Regions from separate parts of the Homo sapiens genome. Here region 2 is linked to region 1. A link is an interaction called in ENCODE POLR2A ChIA-PET data of the cell type or tissue named here. Cell type or tissue: K562. All regions are shown on one strand. Each heading gives the region's core, and the rest is flanking DNA. Links, peaks and the distances in the headings are about the cores only.

What was found. ChIA-PET counts read pairs that join two places held together with the same protein. Peaks named below come from ENCODE experiments on the same cell type or tissue, not always from the same donor. Only the 100,000 strongest peaks of a DNase experiment are listed, where the experiment ranks them.
Region 2: POLR2A ChIA-PET joins it to region 1 with 7 read pairs; 4 of 35 experiments call an interaction of 5 or more read pairs at or near these places.

Annotation. Positions count from the first base shown.
Region 1 is chr17:81,956,969-81,962,323 of GRCh38, forward strand. It overlaps NOTUM (notum, palmitoleoyl-protein carboxylesterase), which reads right to left and starts at 4,219. Exons shown (of 11, transcript NM_178493.6): 1 at 3,619-4,219; 2 at 2,672-2,724; 3 at 2,503-2,598; 4 at 1,967-2,027; 5 at 1,367-1,425; 6 at 838-940; 7 at 1-106. The coding sequence starts at 3,941. RefSeq lists enhancers at 1-99, 100-683, 2,367-2,929, 2,930-3,492 and silencers at 2,706-3,045, 3,076-3,155, 3,422-3,565. In K562, for the core only: CTCF peaks have their summits at 2,018, 2,866 (motif pointing right) and 4,407; DNase peaks (open chromatin) are centred at 2,063, 2,863, 3,573, 4,463 and 1 weaker place; H3K4me3 peaks cover 2,812 bases.
Region 2 is chr17:82,074,800-82,080,154 of GRCh38, forward strand. FASN (fatty acid synthase) reads right to left here. Exons shown (of 43, transcript NM_004104.5): 41 at 5,341-5,355; 42 at 4,558-4,809; 43 at 3,539-4,481. The coding sequence ends at 4,344. Among named protein-coding and RNA genes, the nearest start is that of DUS1L, 12 kb to the left of the region's middle. RefSeq lists a silencer at 4,600-4,800. In K562, for the core only: a CTCF peak has its summit at 3,133; a DNase peak (open chromatin) is centred at 2,492.

The DNA.
Region 1 (5,355 bases), core at 299-5,298:
CCAGCCGGAGTCAGCCAGGCCTCGCACCTGGATGGCTGGGTAGCCCAGCTTCTCCAGCTGCTCAGCCACACGGTCCACATTCAGGAGCACCCCGGTGCCCCCCGCGCTGCAAGGAGGGCCAGACGTGAGGCCAGGTGGCTGGGAAGAGGCACTCACCTCCCCCGAGTCTGCTCAGCGTCAGCCCGTGCCCCGAGGGGGGCAGGAGTCCTGATGCGTTCTGAACTGCGGATGCATTCTGCATTCTCTGTTCACGTGCAAGACCCATGGCCGTCCCCTCCAGAGCAGGCCAGGGCTCAGGCTGGCAGGCCACATTTCCCTGACACAGCCAGGCTCTCCCCTTCCTCCTCCCCTTCCTCTCTCTGTCTCTTTACCTCAGGTTCCTTATCTGAAAATGAAGATAAACTATGTGGCCTCAGGCCCCATCATCTATTCCCCATTTGTCTCCTGGTCTCCTGTATGCCTGCTGGGATACAGGAACCCACAGGGGTGATCCTCATCTACCGGGCCCTGGAGAAGGAGCATTAGTCCATGGCCAACCCCTAACCAACGACTTAGGTCCCTGCAGCCCAAACCTTCCCCTATATCCAACAACCATGGCGTCCAGAAGCATCCTCTGGACAGTGTCTGGTTACCCAGCACTCTGAAGCCAGGCCTCAGAGACGTCTCCAATGATGCGGGTTCTCCCAGCTCCAGCCTCTCACCCTCCTAGCCACCTGCCAAGATCTGCACAGGCTCCACTCCATCCTCGCCTCTCATACAACCCCACCCCACACCCCTTCCATGCACCCTGCACACCGTCCTCACCCCTCACCTCCAGCCCTGCCCCGCCCTGCCCACCTGCTCCCGGCCAGCAGCAGCACCTTGGCCCCGCTCAGCCCTCTGCCCAGAAGCTCCCGCACCACCTCCTGGATGATGAGGGCGCCCATGAAGGCGTACTCGTCTGCAAGAGGGAGGGGGTGGCCTCAGGTAGGGGCCTGGACAGAGAGAACCACCTCCTACCCCAGAATGGCTGGCAGAGAAGTTCTTGCCCCACTGGGGGACTGGGAGGAATCTTCTGAGAAGGGGTCAGGGGCTTGGGTGGACTGGAGGAAGGCGGGTGCACCAGGCCATGCTGGGGCCTCCTCCCCAGGGAATATTCAGAAATAAGGACCTCCTACAGTTGTGGACAAGCAGGCAGTGGGAGCATGGGGCAGGCACCCTGGGACATACTGTCAAGGGCTTTGAAAGCACGACAAGGCTGAGAGTCAGCTTTTCCCCAGAACCCCTGCCGTCCCGCCTCATCCCTGCCCTGCCGTCCTGCCTCCTCCCTGCCCTGCCATCCGGCCCCGTCCCTGCCCTGCCATGCCCTGGGAAGGCCGAGACTCACTCTTCTCAGACTTGGATGAAGCCCCGCTCCAAACATCACTGGAGCAGTAGGGGATGAAGCTGCAACACAGAACAGAGTGAGCCTGTCACAGCGCCTGCCGCCCGGCAGCCTCCAGAAAGGACCCCCAGAACAGGACCCTCAGAAAAGACCATCCCAGGACAGGATTCCCCTGGAAGGACCATCCCAGGATAGAACTTCCCCTCAAGAAAGACCTCCAGCGTAATACTCCTCAGGAAGAACCAACCCAGGACAGGACCCTTTCCAGGAAAGACCAACTCAGGACAGGACCCCCCAGGAAAGAAGGACCATCCCAGGACAGGATCCCCCTGGAAGGACCATCCCAGGAGAGGACCCTGCCAGGAAGGACCATCTCAGGATAGACCCCTCCCCACCAGGAAGGACCATCCCAGGACAGGACCTCCTCCCCACCACGAAAGAAACACCTCCAGAACCCCTCTAGGACAGGACCTCCCCAAAAGAACCATCCAGAACAGGACCCCCAGGAAAGACCATTTCAGAATATGACTTCCCAAGGAAGGACCCCCCGGGAAGAACCACCCTCCAGGCAGGACTCCCAGGCAAGACCCTGTGCCCCCTTACACCATGTTTGCGTTCCACCAGTAGGGGTTCTCCTCCGGCTGTGAGGACAGGATCCCTGTGCCTGGGGACACAGAGGCGGTGGGTCTTTCTAGCGGGAGGAGGCTGTGTAGGGTCGGGTCTGGGAACCCTGGTGAGGTGTTGGGGCTCCTACTTGGCCCCAGGAAGGGAGGTGTGCTGGTGTTGCTAGCCCGAACCAAGGTTGCCGGGAAAGTGGAGGACAGTTGGGTTTAGTTACCCCCGGGAAGCCACCATGGCCACGGTGCCCGGCTAGGCTGGACACCAGGTCTGACCTTGACTTCAACCCCTTGCCCTGCTTTGACCCTGGGGAGGGCCAGAGCCGCTGGGTAAGCGCCTGAATGCTAATGTGGAATGGGCCCCAAAAGGCAAGAGTGAAGGGCGCCCCTTGCTCTTAGTAAACCCGGGCGCCAGGCTGGGCATGATGTGCGGGGTGGGGGCCTGGCTGGGGCTCCAGGAGGCGGGCGCGGCTTCCTCCCGGGCCTCACGTCGAGACGCCTTCCCCAGGGCCCGCCGCTGACCTGTGCGAGTGCGCGGCCAGTCCCGGGAGCTCATGAGGCGCCGCATGGTGTCGTATCTGGAGTCGCAGTTCTCGCGGTTGAAGCAGTACCAGCCGCCTGCGGACACGACCGCCGCTCAGGCCCGCGCGCACAGACCCCCGGCCTCCCCCCGCCTCAGCCCTGGACGCACCTTCCAGGAAGAGGAGCCACCGCCGGCTGCCCCTGGACTCCTTCAGGTAGTAGCTGCGGGGGAGGACGCACCGCGGGGGGTCGGCCAGGGCTGCCGACCCGCCGCGCCCCGCGCGCCCAGCTCCGGCGGAGGGAACGCGCCACCTGTTCCGGCCGCGCGCGACGGTCGCACGGGGGCGCCCTCGGCCAGGCCCACGGGGAGCTCAGGGACGGCGGCGGTCCCGGGAGGTGGCGCTCGCGGGGCGGGGAACGGGCCGCGCGGGGCTGTGGTCCGTGGAAAATCCCCACGTTCCGCCCGGCGCGGGTCCCGCTGTCACCTCGGCGCGGGCGGCGGTCCTCCCGGGGCGCGCGGCGGCGCTTGAAGCGTGAAACGCGTCCGCACTGAAGGAGCGCGCTTGGCGGGGGAACGGGACGCCGCGGGGAGCGCGGGAGGCGCGGGCGGCACCGACCCGGCGGGGGAGCCTTCCTGCCGAGCCCCGACCCCACGCCCAAGTCTCCCGCTGTCCCCGGCTGTCCTCGGCCTGTTGAGCGCGTGGGCGGCCCCGCCGCTCCCCGACCCCCGACCTCACGTCTTTTATCTACTTCGGGGCTGCAAGGAGGTGGGCAGCGGGCCTCTCCCCGCCCCCCGGTGTCGCCGGTTCCCGCTGGAGCCAGGCGCGCTCTCGGGCTGCCATCTCCCCGCCCCGGGACCGAAGGACGCCAGCAGAGCGGCTGGGCCCAGAGGCCGAGGGGTCAGTGCCCGAGCTGGCCGGGGACCAGCCCTTCCAGCGCCGCTCCGCTCCCCACGCGGAGAGTCACCGAACCGGGCACTCCTCGGGGCCAGGACCGCGGGGCGCCCGACGGAAGCCCTTTCTCCCCGGGGAGAGAACGGCCGCGGCCCGCAGGGAAGGTCCAGCCGGAGACCGGGCGCGTCGGGCGGGGCGGGGAGGTGCAGGGCGCGGGCCTTACCCGGCGGGGCTGCCGTCGTTGCAGGTCACCGAGGTGTTGAGTAGGAGGTGCAGGCGCAGGTCCTCGTTGAGCTGCTGCGCGGAGCAGGGGTACAGGGACTGCGCCAGGCTCTTGACTTGCGCCATGAAGCTGTCCATGTTACCCTCCACGGCCGTGAAGTCCAGCGGGAAGCTCTCCACGGGCTGTCCGGCCGCCGGCGCCGCCTCGGTCCGCGGGGGAGGAGGCGGCTGCTGACCCCGGCGCCGCCAGGTCTTCCTGCCCTCGCTGCCCCCGGCGCAGTGCAGCAGGCTCAGCAGCAGCAGCACGCGCACCCCTCGGCCCATGGCCGCGTCCACCTGCGGGGAGCGGGCGGCCTTGAGGCGGCGGCGGCGGCGGCGGGGGATGCCGGGCCGGGGGTGCCGGGCCGGGGGTGTCGGGGGCACTGGCCGCTCCTGCTCCCTCGCCCCCGCTCCCGCCCGCCGGGCCTGGCGGAGAAGGCGCGCGCGGCTCGGCGTCGAGGCGCTCGGGGCCGGGTGCCGTCGGCCTCCGCAGCTGGGGCTCCGCGCCCGGCCGTCCGAGGGCAGCGCAGGGTCTGGGTGCGCTGGCTGCGGCCCGCGCCAATGAGCGGCGGGGGCCGAGGCTGGGCTTATTTGCGGGGGCCGCGGCGGCCCGGGTGCCCGCGCGTTAGATGTGCCGCCGCCGCCGCCCGGGCTCGGCGGAGGGGGGAGGGGGCCGCGCTCGCTCTTTTCTTGGCGGAGGCATCGCCTTTTCTTCCCAAACCGCAAGCCTGACGGAGGGGCCTGGACTACCCCGCCGCGGCCGCCGGAGGCGCTCCCGGCCCGGCTCCGTGGGGGGGCAGCGCGGCCGGGCGGCCCCGGCGGCTCCATTCACCGCGGCCAGCCCGGCGCCGCCGCCCCCCCCCGCGGGGCAGCTGGAAGGGGCGGCGGCGACGGGGAGGGGCGAGGCTTTTCCGCGCCTGCCGGGGTGGGGGGCGGGGAACTCCGCCCGCGGCGCAGCTGGCCGAGCCCGACGGGCTGGGGGCGCGGGGCAGGCGCGCTCACCTGGAGCCGCCAGTGTCCCTCTCATCCCCCAGTGCCCAGGCCCAGAGCAGGCCGTGGGGGATTCGGACCCCGGCCCGCATCGCCCCACCTCGCGCAGCCCTGGGGCCCCGCTCTCACCGCGGCCAGCGCGGGCGGCCCAGTGGCCCCGTCCTCTCAGCGCCCCTGGCCCTGCGCCGTCCCGCTGGTGCGCCCGGCTCGGCTGCGCTCCCCCTCTGGCGCTGGCGCGGAGCCGCCAGGGACTTTTATCCAGCAGGGCCCCCCGGGATCAAAGCGGCGGCGGACACAGGGCTTCCAGCCGAGGGCCCGGCAGCAGTGGCGCCGGGGCCTCCTGGAGAAGCGGACAGGTGGGGCGCGAGGTCCTGGCTCCCTCGGAGACCTGCGGGAGGGACCGCGCGCCCCAGCAAGGCGCCGCGGGGGAGTCGCTCAGTTCCGGGGCGCTCCTGCTGGCGCTGGGGTCAGAGAAGCAGCTACGACTTAAGGAGATCGCGGGGCCAGAGGTGAGGTCCTGGATCTCCGCCCGCCCCAGCCTGGCTGCTGGCCCCATGCCGAGGACCCCCCAAGAACCTGCCCCAGCCGCCACTGGGGGAGGAGGCCAAGGGTCCAGTGGCTGCCCGCTAGGCCTCTGCTTGCGGCCCTTCATGCCACGAAGGGCACCTGCCCCATGCTTCACCTTGGAGAGCACCCCTGTCCACTCCCG
Region 2 (5,355 bases), core at 173-5,172, 120 kb after region 1:
GAGTGCAGTGGTGCAATCTCGGCTCACTGGAAGCTCCACCTCTTGGGTTCAAGTGATTCTCCTGCCTCAGCCTCCTGAGTGGCTGGGATTACAGGTGCCCGCCACCACGCCTGGCTAATTTTTGTATTTTTAATAGAGATGGGATTTCACCATGTTGGTCAGGCTGGTCTGGAACTCCTGACCTCATGATCCACCCACCTCAGCCTCCCAAAGTGCTGGGATAACAGGCGTGAGCCACCGTGCTGGCCTCTCCTTATTTTTTGTTTGTTATTTTTATATTTTATTTCTTAATTCTTTTTTTTTTTGAGATGGAGTCTCCCTTTGTCGCCCAGGCTGGAGTGCAATGGTGTGATCTCGGCTCACTGCAACCTTCGCCTTACAGGTTCAAGCAATTCTCCCACCTCAGCCTCTTGAGTAGCTGGGATTATAGGTACCCGCCACCATGCCCGACTAATTTTTGTATTTTGTAGAGACGGGGTTTCACCATGTTCGCCAGGCTGGTCTTGGACTCCTGACCTCAGGTGATCCACCCACCTCGGCCTCCCAAAGTGCTGGGATTACAGGCATGAACCACCACCCCCGGCCCATTACTTTTTGTAGAGATGAGGTCTTGCCGTTTTGCCCAGGCTGGTTTCAGACACCTGGTCTCTCTTTTTTTTTTTTTTTGAGACGGAGTCTCGCTCTGTCGCCCAGGCTGGAGTGCAGTGGTGCGATCTTGGCTCACTGCAAGCTCCACCTCCCGGGTTCACGCCATTCTCCTGCCTCAGCCTCCCGAGCAGCTGGGTCTACAGGCACCGGCCACCACGCCCGGCTAATTTTTTGTATTTTTAGTAGAGACCGGGTTTCACTGTGTTAGCCAGGATGGTCTCGATCTCCTGACCTCGTGATCCGCCCGCCTCGGCCTGCCGAAGTGCTGGCATTACAGGCGTGAGCCACCGCGCCCGGCCTATAATAAGTACTTTAATGTCTTTGGCTGCTGATTCCAACATCAGTGTCCGGCCAGGGTCGGTTTTGATTGATTTTCTCTCCCTGTGGGTCTTGTTTTCCTGCTTCTTTGGCTGCTAATTTTTCACTAGTTGCCCCAGGGATTGTGAATTTTACCTAAATATTTTTGGGCTTTGTTCTGGGATGGAGTAAGTTTACTTGGAAACAATTTGAGGCCAGGCACAGTGGCTCACACCTTTAATCCCAGCACTTTGGGAGACCAAGGTGGGCAGATCACCTGAGGTCAGGAGTTTGAGACCAGCCTGGCCAACATGGTGAAACCCCATCTCTACTAAAAATGCGAAAATTAGCCGGGCGTGGTGACGCGTGCCTATAATCGTAGCTACTCGGGAGGCTGAGGCAGGAGAATGGCTTGAACCTGGGAGGTGGAGGTTACAGTGAGCTGAGATTGCGCCACCGAACTCCAGCCTGGGAGACAGAGCAAGATTCCGTCTCAAAAGAAAAAAAAAATTTATGCTTTGGGGTCTTGTTTGTAAGATTTTTGTTTTGTTTTAGGTGTACCAGCGCTAACTAGTAACCAGCTAATAGATCTTGGGCCTTGAGACACACCCATCTGAGTATTCAATGTCTCACGAATTCTGAGGTTTTCTAGTCTGGTTGGTAGGAACAGGCACTGGTTTCCAGACCTGTGCAGTATCTGGCACTGTTCCGTCTAATCCTCCTGCTGGTTTCCTGCTCGCACGCATTGAAGGTGCTTGGCCTGGTGCTCACAGGAGAGCCCCCGTAGCCTCCTGCCTGGCGGTCCCGGGACAGCCCCTGCACCCCGCCACTGTCTGCCAGCTCCCCCCGGGTGCTCTGTCCTGCAATCCTCAGCCTCATTTTCCCCCCGGACTCTCAGCTCCACTTCCTCAACTCGGGGGGTCTGCTGGACTCCACCTCTCACTGTGCCCGGCCTGGAAGCTGCCAGGCAGAAGGCTGAGGTTACCCTAGGGCTCCTGGCACCTTGTTCCCACCCAGGGGTCACCGTCCTTCTTTGGCGGAGGCCTGGTATCCCCACAGCCAGCACCTCCTGTCCTTTGCCTGGATTTTCAGCTGTTTCCGGTGGGAGGGTGAATCCAGGCCTCGCTACTCTCTGGATCAGAACTCCAATTCGTTACATTAATTTTCATTTTAATTCGAAAGAAAAAATAACTGAAGTGAAGATAATTGTGTGACTTAAGGTAACTGTATCTTCATAACAAAGATACGTGGTTTCTCTTAGGTCTCCCTGAAGCTCATTTGCAACTTGGATGCACCTCAGGCCCATCAGAGCGCCTCCTCCCCTGGCAGCAGCTGAGCCAGGAACTTCAGAGACCCCTGGACACCACATTCCGGTACCGGAGAGCCGGGAGAAGCAGGAGGGGTGACAAGAGCCCATGTGCTGGGCACTACCCGCCTTGCCCTGCAGGGCCTGAGGCTGTGGAGCTAAAGCAGTTTAGTTCTGAGGCCACCCCCAGATAGGCCTGTGAGCCTCTGTCCTCCCTGGTGGCCCTGAGCCTGTGTGCACGGCTGGGGTGGGAGTGGCCGGAGGAGGGGTGGAGAGAGGCCAGAGGGGACCACGGCTGAAGGGAGCAGCTGCCTAGTGTTGGGGGACCGCAGGAGGGGTGTGGCTGAGCCTCGCTCCGATGCCCGCCTGCTGTCCACACTCACGCCTGGACACTGCCCACCTGCAGCCGCTGCACCAGGCCCACCCCCCCAGCAGGGCCCGTGGTGTTCACTGTAGTCCTGGCCCACTACCCTGCCCTGGGAGATGGCCCCTGCGCCCACCCCTCCCCTGCCTCTCCAGCAGGGGCTCTCCCAGCCCCCCACCCACCTCTGTGCCTTGGCACTCACACTGAAAGGGCCTCTTCTGTGGGCATGCTGTGCCTTCCGGAACCCCGGGCTGGCCTGCTTTGCCCATTCCCGAAATCCAATCCTGGCTCTCGCTCCTGCCCATGCCTCTACCCCAAGCTCATGTCCACCCAGCGGCCCCCCGCACAGCCACCCGTGGGGTGCTGCCCTTATGGGTCCTGGAGGCTGTGTCCACCCCACCCCTCGATGCCGGGGGTCCAGGTGCCCAGGGCTCCCTGTCCCTTGCTCCCTCCCAGCCTCCACTCCTTTGCCTAAACCCAAGTCTTCTGGGTCAACCTGGCCAGCCAGTGGCGCTATTGACACCGTCTTGGTGAGGCTGTGACGGCATCTTTGGCAGGGCGAATGCCTGCAATCCACTGACTTCAAGCAAATACTATTCTCCACGAGGGGCCTCTCCTCAGCTGAAGCCAACTTCCCAGTGTCTGTACCTCCTACACGTTTCTCACTGGTGGTGTTTCTTGGCCAGAGCCTCGGTACCCCCCCCCCCGCCAGTCCCAGCGCTTTCCCGGGAAGCCCGGGGCTGCCACGCGGGCTCCTTCCTCACTCCCCGGCCCAGCCCCGGCTCTGGGACATGGCCTAGGGGTGTGTGGGAACTGGGGACCAGAGGACAGAGGGCATCCCCTTCACGGCCCCGTGACTGGGTGGGGTGGAGCTGGAGAGCTTGCAGCTGCCAGGTCAGGGAGGAGGGAAGAAAGGACGGTGGTGGAGATCACATGCGGTTTAATTGTGGGAGGCTGAGAGCAGCATTTTTACCAAATTGGTGTAAAAATGAAACGGGGTCCAGACGTGTACACTGACAGTTACAGTAAATTTCAAAATCCAAGCAGCAATTTGAATCATTTCTTGAAAAACAAACACAGACAAACACCAAACATGGAGTTGGTGCCCGGCGCCGGGCATAAGGGCAGCACCCCACGGGTGGCTGTGCGGGGGGCCGCTGGGTGTGGCCGGGCCCTGTGTGCCTGTGCAGGGGCCCAGCTCCTCGGGGACTGGCCCACGACCCCCCACTCAGCGGGCTGAGCCAATGCCTGGCCGAGAGGGGGCCGCAGCCAGCAGGCTTGGGTGGCTGCCCGCGCCCGCAGGGGACATCGGGGAAATGGGGGCAGAGTGCGGGACCCACACGCTGCCTGAGGAGTCTTGGCAGGGTGGACAGGCCTGGGGGTCTCTACCAGCAATGCAATAAATATGCAAATCCAAGCACAGAAAGACCAAGCGCAGACCCCACGGGCGCACGAGGCCCAGCCCAGTTCCTGCGGGCACGGGCACCACCGGCTCTTCACAGACCAGGAGTCTCCAAGTCGGCAGCTCTGGTGTCCCCGAGGTGCCGTGGGAGGCGGCGGGTGGGTGGGACATGCCTAACACCTACATCTAGCAGCCTCGGGGGGCAGTGGCACTGGGCCGGACAGGGTCCCACCGGCAGGACCCTTCAATCCCGTTGCATGGCGGGGGTGGGGTGGGGTGGGGTGGGGATGGTGGAGTGACCTCCGGTGGCAGGCGGGGGCACGGGCCTAGCCCTCCCGCACGCTCACGCGTGGCTCAGCCAGGGAGCTGTGGATGATGCTGATGATGGACTCCAGGCCGCTGCCCTCCAGCAGCGTGCGGTGGTCACCCTCGATGACGTGGACGGATACTTTCCCGTCGCATACCTGCAGGGGATGCGATCAGCTGCCGTCCCACCCCACTCCTGTCCCTGTCCCCGTTCCCGTCAGGCCCCTTGCGCACCTGGGAGAGGTTGTAGTCCGCGCCCAGGTCCTCGCCGTAGGCGCCACCCGTCTTGGCGCGCAGTAGCATCACGTTGCCATGGTACTTGGCCTTGGGTGTGTACTGCTCAGCGGCACGCAGCTTGTAGTAGAAGGACCGGGCCGCAAAGCTCAGCTCCTGGCGGTCCAGGCCCTGGTGGCTCTTGATGATCAGGTCCACGGCGGCTGCCACACGCTCCTCTAGGCCCTTCAGCGGCAGCAGCGCCTCCAGCACCTGTGGGGTCGGGCTCTGAGCAGGTGCTGGCAGCACCCACAGCACCGGCCTGCCCTGTGCTACACTGCGGGTGGGCTTTTTTTTTTTGAGACGAGTTTCATTTTTGTTACCCAGGCTAGATGGAGTGGGGCGATCTCAGCTCACCGCAACCTCCACCTACCCGGTTCAAGCGATTCTCCTCCCTCCGCAACCTCCACCTACCCGGTTCAAGCGATTCTCCTCCCGAGTAGGTGGGACTATAGGTGAGTGCCACCATGCCTGGCTAATTTTTGTATTTTTAGTAGAGAAGGGGTTTCTCCACGTTGGTCAGGCTGGTCTCGAACTCCCGACCTCAGGTAATCTGCCCGCCTTAGCCTCCCAAAGTGCCGGGATTACAGGCATGAGCAACCGCATCCGGCCGGGATCGGCTATTAAAGGGGTGAAGTTGGGGGGCCTTTAACGCTCTTCGCGTCCCATCCCATCCTTCCCTTCCCCCTTCCGTTCCTGCCCAGTACTCTGGGTCCTGCGGCCTCAGGGGTGTCCAGGACCCACCCTGTTGTGCTCCAT